2 separate regions of the Homo sapiens genome follow, and region 2 is linked to region 1. The links are chromatin contacts, found by Hi-C or POLR2A ChIA-PET in ENCODE. All regions are on one chromosome and are shown on one strand. The core of a region is the stretch at or near the end of the contact, and the rest is flanking DNA. Distances in the headings are between cores, read along the strand shown. Region 1 overlaps EEIG2 (EEIG family member 2). Region 2 overlaps AKNAD1 (AKNA domain containing 1).

Region 1 (6,523 bases), core at 1,878-4,377:
GACCCTTCTTATACATTCTTACAATATTCTTGTCCTTGGTATTTATGTGACTATTTCTTTGCAGTTTCTTGCTCCTGTCTCCTTAAAATGTTGATGTCCACCAAGCTTCTGTCCTTGGCGGCTTTCTCATTTTTTTTACTCTGATGGACTTAACTATTATGCATGTACTGAGAACTTAAAAATCTAAGTCCTCAGGCTGGGCACGGTGGCTCAATGCTTGTAATCCCAGCACTTTCGGAGACCAAGGCAAGCGGATTGCTTGAGCTCAGGAGTTCGGGACCAGCCTGGGCAACATGGTGAAACCTCATCTCTACAAAAAAAATATAAAAATTAGTTGAGCATGGTGGTGTACGCCTGTGGTCCCAGCTTCTCGGGCAGCTGAGGTGGGAGGATTGCTTGAGCCCAGGAGGTTGAGGCTGTAGTGAGCTGAGATTGCGCCACTGCACACTAGCCTGGGCAACAGAGCGAGGCTTTATCTCAAAAAACAAACAAAACAAAACAAAACAAACAAACAAAACTAAGTCTTCTTCTTTAGTCCTCAGATTCATATATCAACATGTTAACTGGTGAACCCACCTAGTAGTCCTAGCCTCTAGATAAGGCTTTAGGTCTCTGACATCTGTTTATCATGGTACTTCCTAGCAGGCTAGTAAGTAACCTACCAGCTTGACTAGTCAAATGGTTTGCCCAGGAGCGTATGTGGCAAAAACTGTCAGTTACTTATCCAATATGCAGTCTCTCTTCTTCCTTAAAAGGAGAACCCTGATTTTACTCAAACTGGCAATATGTCCAGTTAAAAGACTGCATTTTCCTGACCTCCCTTGCAGCTTACAGGGTAGGCATGGGATGGAGTATAAGCTAATGAGATATAAATGGAGGTTATTGGGTATAACTTTTGGAAAGGCAGAGTAAGAGAGGGACAGTTGAAACATACCCTTTTACCTTTTATTCTTTCCTCTGCCTGGAAAACTGTCATGATGATGATTAGATTCTCATCAGTCATTTTGGACCTCGAGGTTACCCTCAGGAAAAGCCATGTGATGATGGTGCAGAGCCAGAAGGAAGGTGGGTCTCTAAGAAACATGTAGCCCTGGACTTTCTCCCTCCAAACTCCTTTTATTTATGTATTTATTTTTTATTTTTTTGGAGACAGAGTCTCACTCTGTCATGCAGGCTGAGTGCAGTGGTGTGATCTCAGCTCACTGCAAACTCCACCTCTCAGGTTCAAGCAATTTTTCTGTCTCAGCCTCCCGAGTAGCTAGGACTACAGGTGTGTGCCACCATGCCTAGCTAATTTTTGTATTTTTTGTAGAGATGGGGTTTCACCAAGTTGGCCAGGCTCATCTCAAACTCCTAAACTCAAGTGACCCGCCCACCCTGGCCTCTCAAAGTGCTGAGATTACAGGCGAGAGCCACCATGCCTGGCCAAGTCACCACACCCAGCCCAAACTTCTTAAATCTTATTATTTAAAATGCTTATTTTGGATTTTGTTATATGCAGCTGAACTAAATCCTAACTGACATAGACTAAGTCTTACCATTTCCAAATCTGCAAAGTTCAAATGTTATTCACATTGTTGTAGGTGGTCCATCCCAGAGTCCTGTTCCCCTCATTTAAGTATACAGACGAAATACACTGGAACCTATTGTACATATTTTTCATGACCCGTAGAGTCCCACCCAATGAAGACACAAATAAGCTCTGATTCACTTCCTGGGCAATAAGCCCCTATCCGAACACATAGATACTGCCTCCCAAGTAGTAGACTGACAAATGTGCTAGGACTCTGAAACAGGTTCTTATGTGAGTAAGAAAGTCAAATAAGCCAAGACAAGAGATCAGGTTGGGATGAACTAGAGCCATGCGAAGTGCAGTTGTCTATTAATTACCTCATGATGTGCAAACAAAGAATCCTTAATGGAGAAGAAATCCAGAAATGATGAAGGTGGGAAAGAGTACAGCATAACACTAATCATTTGCCAAACACAGGAAACAATAAAGATTTGTTGACCAAATGAATAACTGAAGTCAGGCATGGGCCACAAATGACTGGTTCCAGCTACCAATTCTTGCCTGTGTTACTTCCTATTTGTAAATCAAGCCCTTTCCTGTGTCTAGCACCACCACAATTCAGACTCTCAATATCTCTTCCCTGAAGCATGGCAACAGCCTCCTTAATGGTCCCCGCTCAGATCTATCTTCCTCATTGCTACCAGAGAACTCTTTTTAAAATACAAACTTGATAATGTCATTTCTGTTTAAAATCCTTCACTGCTTCCTCTTATAGGATTAGGTTCAACCTCCTTAATGGGGCCTCTTTATGATTAAGCCCCTGTCTGTCTTTAGTCTTATCTCTTGACCCTTTCTTTCTGTCTTATATTGTTTGTCATTCCCATTTACTTCACACTATTTCTCATTTGCATGCCTTTGTTCATGATTTTTTCTTTCCCTTCTATTCCATCCACTCTCCTTTCAACTTCCCGCACTCACCAGTTTAATTCTAACGCATCTAGTTTTGTCATTACCTCCTCTAGAAATCTCTCTGCAACTCGGTGTCCCATATGACCAGGCCTGCCTTGGTTCCCTTCTCAGTGTCCTCTTTTCCCTACCCTAGAGCACTGTCCCCCAGGGAGGGGCAGGAAAGAGCTGGCTGCCTCCACTTCTTCCATCATTCACTCAGTCTTCAGTCTCCCAAGACAGTGTCCTCATTTCCCGTTCTCTCTGCCTTGTTTCTGGCAGAGTCTCCTATGATTGATACATTTCAAATAAACAAATATTATAAATGAATTTTTTAAATGTATGGGCTTAAAAATTGATGACTGTGTGCCCTTTCTTAATAGGAACTGAAGTAGAAAGATATGTTAAGTAATCTTTATCGTTTTGTAACATCAAAATAGCCTTGGATTCTCAAACAATCTCTCTAAAAAAAGGTTTTGTTTGTGCAACTAAGGCAATTACTCAGATTTTTTTTGTGTGTGATAATCTTTAATGTGTACACACACGCACACACACAGCTATCAGAAAGCTGTCCAAATGAAACAAACAACCAAAAAAGTAGCAAAGTTAGTTTGCGACCATTTGTTATACTGATGGGTTACCATGGAAACAAACTCAGACTACTTGGCATCTGAGACAAAAGTCACATTAGTAAATGGTTTCCGTTATGTGAGTCATTAATTTCCTATGACTTTTATACAGTTGCTTAACCACTTTCCAGAAACAAAGCAACAGAATATGATTTGTGTTGATACTGTGAAAACCCAAGTATTTCTAAGATAAAGTGATACAGCTGCTGACATAAAATAAGCAGAGGACTCAGAAGAAATGTTGCTATGGCCTTGTGTTTCAAACGAGTCAAAGAAAATCTAGAAAGTCTTTAAAAAATAAAAGTAAAATAAAAGGAAAATTATGGATCCATTTTTTTGTGACTACTGTACCAGCAAAATGCATTACTTATTCTCGAATAACTTGCATAGGTATACCCTAGGTACACATTTAAAATTATGCCATGTCTTGGTAATTCAGTATATTTTTAACTTTTTAAAAAACAGTGATAAGAAACTGCTATGAAGAATGCAAACTGTTTGCCAGATAGTATTGCATAGAGGTTAAGAGCTTAAAGGATCCAGAGCCAGGCTGCTTGTGTTCAAATCCTGCCTCTGCTCCCTGCCAACTGTCACGCTGGACACGTTCCTAACCTCTCTGCATTCTGCATTTCCTCCTCTGTGAAACAGGATGTAACAATACCTACAACTCATGGGAATTTGGGGAAACCAAATGAATTATTACACACAAGAGTTCAGAACAGTGCCTGGCTTACAGTGTATCTCAATAATAAATGTTACAAGTTATTATCAAGGATGTATATAGTCCACCTCAATTTGCCCACCAGAGTGAAATAATGGTCAAATTTATAAGGAAAGATTTTTTTCAATATTAATGAAGATTTCTACTTCTTAAAAGATACAGACTCTTGAGAAAAAAGAAACCTGTGGGAACAGAGGCAAAAATAAGTATTTTAATACTCCAAGGATAAGTCAGATCTACAAAATTGTGACACAACACTAAGGATAAATGAACATCTCATACATCAGAGATATTTTTGGCTTGGGTAAATGGGTGAAAAGAATTGGACACAAGAAGATTTTGTTTTATTTATTTCTTATTTATTCACTCACTCATTTTGCTAGTGGGATTAGGGAGTGAGGGAAATGATAATCCAGTTTTGGATATTTTGAGGTTGAGGAGCCTGTGGGTTCCCTATTTGGAAATGTCTAGGAGGCAGACAGATACACAGACCTAGAACTCAAAGGTGGTCAGGGCTGAAAATACAAATGTAAATGACAGGCTGCACATGATGGCTCAAACCTATAATCCTAGCTACTTGGGAGGCTGAGGTGGGAGGACTGCTTAAGCCTGGGAGTTTGAGGCTGCAGTGAGCCATGACTGCACCACTGTACTCCAGACTGGGTGACAAACTGAGATCTTGTCTCAAAAAAAAAAAAAAAAAAAAAAAAAGGACAAAAGACCTCAGCATGTAAATAGTCACTGAAGCTATGGGAATGGATAAGGCCATTCAGGGAGAGTGGGTAGAGGAGAAAGGGAAGAGGGCAGAGTTTGGAACTCCAAGGAACATGAACACTTAGGGTATACGAGAAGAAGGGGCACAGGCAAAGGAGGCTAACACGTCAACAGTGGGAGAAGCAAAGGAGATTACGTTGTCACCAAAGCCAAGGGGAAAACCTTTAAAGAAAGAATTGTTGAATTATCAAATGTGGCAGAGAGGTCAGGTAAGATAAAGGCTAAAAAAAATTTAGCAATGAAGAATTCACTAATAACACTAGCAAGTGTAGTTTCAGTAAAAGGAGGGATGGAAGCCGGATTACTATGAGGAGCAGAGACAGGGAACACAGACATTTCAAATATTTTAGTAATAAAGTGGAGAAAATTAGGGTGGCAGCCAAATGGGGATATGCATAAAGTGAGGATTTCATTTTAACATGTAAGAAGAGACTTAAGCATGGTTTAGTGCTGATAGTAAAGAACCTGTCAGCACTAACAGTAAGGAGAAAAGATTTGAGAGGGTATGAATAATGGTGCCAGAGGAGGTTCATCCCTGAGAATGCCAGACGATGGGATCCAGGTGATAATTAGGGGGACTGGCCCTGAACAGGAGAAGAGGCTCCTCTTCCATCATGAGGAGATAAAAAGAAAAGAGTGAGCTCTAATGCAAGGAACTTTGTCAGTAGACAACTGTTCATTGTCTAGAACTGTTCTAATGAGAAATTTCATATAAAAACATAGCACTGATTGGCACACAGTAGGACCTCAAATGAATATTTGCTGAATACTTGTTTATAATCTTCTATATTACAAAAAGTCTTATAGCTTCATGCAGGGTTTTTATTCAGTGACTGACAGATGTCTTGATGAAAAATTTCATTAAAAAAACGTATGTCCCCTACAGAGGGGAGAAAATATTTACAAACCTTACAAACCATATAGCTGATAAGGGGTTAATATCCCAAATATATAAGAAACTCATACAACTCAATAGCAAAAAAAAAAAAAAAGTCAAATAACCTGATTAAAAAATAGGCTAAGGACTCAAATAGAGATTTCTCAAAAGAAGACAAACACTAAGAGAGTAAATTTCAAATGTTACCACAAAAAACATCAAGTATCTGAGGTGATGAATACATTAACTAGTTTATCCCACATTGTATTCATAAATTATGACATCTCTTTTTATACCATAAACTTATACAATTACAAATTGTCAATTTACAATAAAAAAAGAAGACATACAAATGGCCAAGAAGTATGTGAAAAGATGCTCAACATCATTAATCATCAGAGAAATGCAAATCAAAACCGCAATGAGTTAACACTCCTATCAATTACAATGGATATTATCGAAAAGACAAAAGACAAAGTGTTGGTGAGGATATGCAGAAAAGGGAACCCTTTCACACCGCTGGTGAGAATGCCAATTGGTACAGTTTGGAAAACAGTATGGATATTCCTCAAAAAATAAAAAATAGCACCATGATATAACCCAGCAATTCCACATCTGGGTATATATCCAAAGGAAATTAAATTAGTTTTTTGAAGAGATATCTGCACCCCCATGTTCATTTCATCATTAATCACAAGAGACAAAATATGGAAACAACGTAAATGTCCATCAACAGATGAATGGATAAAGAAAATGTGGGATGTATATACATAAATGGAATATTATTCAGCCTTAAAAAAGAAGGAAATCCTGCCATTTGTGACAACATAGATGAACCAGGAGGATATTATGCTAAGTGAAATAACCCCGGCACAGAAAGACAAATATCACATAATCTCACTTATATGTGGAACCTAAAAAACTCAAACTCACAAAATTTATTTTGCTCTAACTATGCAAATTCTACATAGCATCACCTCTCCACTTTCTAGAACAATATAGATGCAGAGGACACAATAAAAATGAAGTAACAGGAGAAAAAAACATTCCTAGATTAATTGAAG
Region 2 (5,583 bases), core at 942-3,441, 240 kb before region 1:
TCTATTTTCATATGTTTCTTGGCCACTCGCACCTCCTCCTTGACAATATTGATATTTTAAGTTGTTTACAAAACTGAAACCACCATCAATTAAAAAAAATGTAGATAGACAACTGAGAAAATATTAAGGGCAAATAATGTTCATTGTTGAGAACTTCATTATATCAAATGCTGTGACAAATTCCCCAAGGAGCAGAACTGTGGTTAAGAACACAAGCATACTGGCCGGGTGCAGTGGCTCGCGCCTGTAATCCCAGCACTTTGGTAGGCCAAGGCGGGTGGATCACTTGAGGTCAGGAGTTCGAGACCAGCCTGACCAACATGGTGAAACTCTGTTTCTACTAAGACATACCAAAATTAGCTGGGTGGGGTGGTGTGTTCCTGTAGTCCCAGCTACTTGGAAGGGAGGCTGAGGTGGGAGAATCACTTGAAATTGGGAGGGAGGTGGAGGTTGCAGTGAGCCAAGATTGCGCCACTGCACTCCAGCCTGGGCAACACAGAGAAACTCCATCTCAAAAAAAAAAAAAAAAAAAAAAGAACACAGCATACCAGTCAGATAGGTAAAAGTTAAAATCCCAGCTTTCCCACTTACTCATGATGCAACCTTGCCAAATTGCTTAAATCCGCCAGGCCTCAGATCACTCACCATTAAAATGGCGACAACGTGCCAGGATGGTTGGAAGTATTAAGGAGACTATAAGGGAAGCACCTGGCACATCATGAACAACTAGCAAATGGTAACAGGAAAACACTGAAACCCTCCAAGAAAATTAATGGACAAAGGACATGAGCTAAAAAGTCACAAGTAAGGCCGGGCGCAGTGGCTCACACAATTACTCACAATTAAAGTAATCCCAGTACTTTGGGAGGCCGAGGTGGGCGAATCATGAGGTCAGGAGCTCAAGACCAGCCCGGCCAACATGGTGAAACTGTCTCCACTAAAAATACAAAAAATTAGCTGGGGGTAGTGGTGGGCACCTGTAATCCCAGCTACTTGGGGGGCTGAGCCAGAAGAATTGCTTGAACCCGGGAGCTGAGATTAGGCCACTGCACTCCAGCCTGGGCAACAGAGTGAGACTCCGTCTCAAAAAAAAAAAAAAAAGTCACAGGTAGGAAATACAACCAATAAATCAGCATATAGGAACAGACTTATTTCCTTTAGTCACAGAGGAAATGCAAATTAACACAAAAGGTGACACACCCCTCCCTTCAATTAACAGAAACATTTTCAAGTGATAATTCCTGATGCAGAGGAAGGTGTGGTCAAACTGAGCCGTCCACACTGTTGGTGGCTGTGAAATCTGTACAACTTTTGTGGAAAGCAATTTGGCAATATGGGTCATCACACAAACATGTTCGCAACCTTTGGCCCAGACATTTCCTCAGGAAGTAATCCAAGATGTGGAAAAAGCTATGTGTACAATGATGCTTCTGCCATTGTTTATAATGATGGGAAAAGTACATTTATTTTTTACTTACATAAAGGGTAAGACCTTAGTCAAAAATACACAGTGGGTGGTAACAGCCCTCACAGGTCAGTGGAGTAATTGTTTTGTGTTAAAGAGGGACATATAACCAATCATTTAGGCCCCCAGACAGTCCCTAAACCCTGTTTTAATTCATAGTTGAATATATTTATTTAGAAAGGCTTTTAGAGCTCTACTAGCCAGCGGTCAGATTAATAGATCTAAAAATTATGTTCCTAAATCTGTTCATTATCTGGCGAAGCTTGGAGTAATTTGAAACTAAGGGAAAGATAAAAAGGGGAGAGTATTCTGTCATCTGTACACCAGATTTTAAAATCTGTTTAGAGGAGGAAGGAAGCAAGCCAGGGTGGAAACTTCCATTCTTCAGCCCAGGCCATTAGAGGCGCAGCCCCGACTGAGTGACACATCAGAACTAAGGATGGGCTCTTTCTTCTTTCCCTCCTGTCCCCCTGCGCCTCCCTTTCCCCAACTGGAGGAGAGGTTTGGCGAGTCTCTCTGCCTGAGGTGGCAAGTTCAGCCGGACCTCAGCTGCTTGCTGGGCTGTGCGTGTGCAGCCGCGGCGTGAGTCACATCCTCTATCACATCTCCATCTGTGTGCTTTGTGGCGCAGGAGGATCCCAACGGCACTCCAAGAAGGCAGGATTGTGCAGAGATGACGGCACCCAGTCCGAGCTGTGCCTTCTGTCGCAGGCTCCTTGAATGGTGAGGGCTTCTTGTGGCTACATTCCCAGGGTGGATTGGAGTCAGTCCTGGCATAGTAACTCCAGTGAGAGTGGGCGGCAACTAACTGAGGCCACTGGCTGAGTTATAGAGTCACAGATCTCAGGCCTGGGCACAGAGCCCAGCCTCCCTCGCACCCTACAGATCCTCTAGCAGTGGTCCTCAACTGGGGAGACCATCAAAATCACCATGGGAGATTTTACAATCATGCACATGCCTCCATCCCACCTACTGTCTCAGCATCGCCAGCGGTGGGGCTCTGGTAGGAATATTGCTTTTAAATCTCCCCAGGTGATTCCGATAAGCCCCCTTGGTTAAGAATCATGGTTACAGCCCACGGAGGGTGGTCCTGTAGGCTTTTGATCATTGCCCACATGGGGGATTCTTATCCTGTATAACAAACAGCTCCCACCATCCCTACTCTCTCCTTATGATGAGCAAAAGTCTTCTCTGTTGGGTTTCACCTGAGCCCCCCAGTCCCAGGAACAAGCCTCATCCCTCTTCTCAGGGCTGATTTCTTCCCATTCCTAAGGACGAAATCTTCCAGAGCTAACAAGCTGTAAATCATGTAAAATCCTCAGGAGAAATCCTTTGTTTTTGAAACACCCATTGGTGCAACTATTAATCTGTGTCGATTCAGTATCATTTATTTGAAGCTTCTTTCAGGTAGCGAGAGATGTTACCTCTAAGCTCACTGTGGACTCCGGCCAAAGCTCGGCTCATTGACCTTTGGAAGGTCAAGAGTCAGGGAGGCAGCAGGTGTTTAGCAACCACTGTTATATGTACGTAATGGATTCTAATAGAAGCAGATGACAGGGTCTGAAAGACTGAGGCTTCCTGTTAGAAAGCATTCCATTGTGGGAATGGGCACCTGCCTTAAGAGTTCTAATGAGTGTCCACCCCTGAAAAAAGAAACTGCATGAAGCTCGTGCTAAAAATGGTCATGTGTCATTGTGTGTGGGTCATTAAACCACCATGTCAGTCATCAGCTTTGAGCTGCCCTTTAATCCAAGGGGCACTCATGAAGCTTACTCACTGAGTCATCCCAGGCCTACTATTTTTATTTATTGAATTAAAGTCTAATTTTGGATTTTTAAAGGTTTTACTAAGTATAATGAAAGTATTTTGACATTAAAGAACCATTTTTATTAAGCACTCAAGGTACTAAATTTCTCTCTTCTAAATTCCTAGTCTAGACCCTACAGAAGTACATTAAGTACCAAGACAGGGACCAATGTTCCAGACTAAATAATACTTTTTTATGATAGACAAGCTGGAAAGACAAGCACAACCAAGTGTAAAATCAAATCTCACAGTGAATCCACTGCTGGGGAGTGATGAGAAGATACACATGACTTATGAATTAAAATCTTGTAACTTACATAATCCCTGAGGAATTATTGATTGAAGGGAGGACTATATATTCTTTCTGTTAGAAGATTAAATCTCTCTCTGATGGGACTTGTCCTTTATGAAGCTTGCTGAGGTACATACTGTTTTCAGGATATTTGTAAATTGTTTATATATAAGTGGATAAATTACATATGTATAAAATGTAAAATATGCTTATCCCTTTATGTTATTTCTGATGCAAAACTTTGGATTTAAGTGTGTACTTTAGCTGCTTTGTCTTGTTGAAAAACTGTCTTCTCCAGAGGAATTATGTTTGGCCAGAAGATTTGAGTACACAAAGGAGTTTAAAAGCAGAAAAAGTCCTGTGTTGGACTGCATGCACTTGAGTGAGATCCAAGTTTCCCACTTTGGAGAGCAGATGTTCAAATGCCCCAGAGGAGAAGGGTGGAGACAGAAAATGAGGTGTGAGAAAATATGTGACTCAAGAGGACAGCATGTTTTTCCAAGAGGAGGGAAAGAGCCTGGCTTCTCAGCCCCAGCCCCACAAACCCGCAGCCCCATCCCTTCTCCGCCAACAGCAGGCCAGGGCACAGCGCGGCGAGCATGTGTTTGCCCAGCAATGCCTTGGGCTCAAACCCTAGCCCTGGGCAATCTGCCTCATTTATGCCAGGATATCTCGGGCACAGTGCCTTCCATACTAAGAATGAACAACTTTCCCTGGGGGCTATGACTGTATCCCAGGAGCTTAGCAAGAGCTTTGTTCAGAACTGTTATTAATTCGAATTCCTTTGGAGGAGTTGGGATTTCTGAGGAGGAGGGAGGAAGCTGCAGGTGGGCCACAGGAAGGCTCCTGAACAATGTCCATTGCAGTTGCTTCTTTCTGACGCCACCTGGTGGCCATGTGCAACTAAAATCACCTTCACGTGCTCCCTCAGCCTTTAGTCCCACAGACACCCGGCAAAGCCCACTTTGCTGGAGTTGTTGGATGTAATCAGCTTGTACTTCCAGGACCAAAGCTACGTGACCCATTACTGACGTATAGCATAGTTTCTTCCCCTGGTAGGAACTGTTTGTTTGTTTGTTTGTTTGTTTGTTTGTTTTTGAGATGAGGTTTTGCCATGTTGCCCTGGCTGACCTTGAACTCCTAGTCTCAAGCCATCCACCCTCCTTGGCCTCCCAAAGTGCTGGGATTACAGGCATGAGCCACCATACCCAGCCTGGAATGGATTTTGATGCATGAGGAAAACTCCAAATTTTATAATTCCATACTTCAAATGTGTTTTGTGAATGTGTATGTGATGATTAGATATTAACCTCGGCAGAACAAAACATTTATTTTTCATGTCTTGTATACATTTTCTTTTTTTTTTTTTTGAGTAGGAGTCTCGCTCTGTCACCCAGGCTGGAGTGCAGTGGCGCGATCTCGGCTCACTGCAAGCTCCGCCTCCCGGGTTCCCGCCATTCTCCTGCCTCAGCCTCCCGAGTAGCTGGGACTACAGGCACCCACTACGGCGCCCAGCTAATTTTTTGTACTTTTAGTAGAGACAGGGTTTCACCGTGTTAGCCAGGATGGTCTCGATCTCCTGACCTCGTGATCCGCCCGCCTCAGCCTCCCAAAGTGCTGGGATTACAGGCGTGAGCCACCGCGCCTGGCCTGTCTTGTATACATTTTCTTATCAGGCCAAATTGTGCTGGGGTGCAATTTCTTGTAGAAAAGCTCTCAAACAGGCAGGCAGAGGAGAGCTCTGTGTAGAGGATGACAAGCCCCTCCTACACTGTTCCAGGCTCTAATATAACAAAATTTAACGTTTCAACTTTACCAAAACTTTCCCTATCTATTGGAAATGCACTAAAAGTTTACAGGATCTTATGCACCTTTTTTTAGGAAGCAAAACGTGGAGAAAAAGGGCCACGGAAGGATCAACTGTGGAAGATTTTCAATTGTCCTTCATGAAAAGGCACCACACTCAGATTCAACTCCCAGTAAGTTGATGGGCTTGGGCTGGGTGCTCATTTTTCAGTGT

The links. Hi-C counts contacts between places; a loop is a spot of excess contacts on that map. ChIA-PET counts read pairs that join two places held with the same protein, here RNA polymerase II (POLR2A). Pooled maps may share reads with other maps.
Region 2: a loop to region 1 is called in a map of endothelial cell of umbilical vein, with 5 times the contacts of the local background. The contact joins two enhancer-like sites. A Hi-C loop is called at or near these places in 1 of 168 maps with a recorded cell type or tissue (endothelial cell of umbilical vein) and 1 of 50 pooled maps. POLR2A ChIA-PET finds 5 or more read pairs at or near these places in 2 of 52 experiments (GM10248 and activated CD4-positive, alpha-beta T cell).

The regions. Positions count from the first base shown.
Region 1 is chr1:108,587,780-108,594,302 of GRCh38, reverse strand. All of the region lies in intron 1 of EEIG2 (EEIG family member 2), which reads right to left. Among named protein-coding and RNA genes, the nearest start is that of EEIG2, 31 kb to the right of the region's middle. Within about 2 kb of position 3,127, at least 17 of the 41 ENCODE cell types and tissues checked have a DNase peak (open chromatin) inside an H3K27ac peak, as active enhancers do; they include endothelial cell of umbilical vein, where a contact is called at or near this core.
Region 2 is chr1:108,827,164-108,832,746 of GRCh38, reverse strand. It overlaps AKNAD1 (AKNA domain containing 1), which reads left to right. Exons shown (of 16, transcript NM_152763.5): 10 at 2,097-2,188; 11 at 5,445-5,542. The region is part of intron 2 of LOC105378891 (a long non-coding RNA gene); the gene reads right to left. Among named protein-coding and RNA genes, the nearest start is that of AKNAD1, 27 kb to the left of the region's middle. Within about 2 kb of position 2,191, at least 28 of the 41 ENCODE cell types and tissues checked have a DNase peak (open chromatin) inside an H3K27ac peak, as active enhancers do; they include endothelial cell of umbilical vein, where a contact is called at or near this core.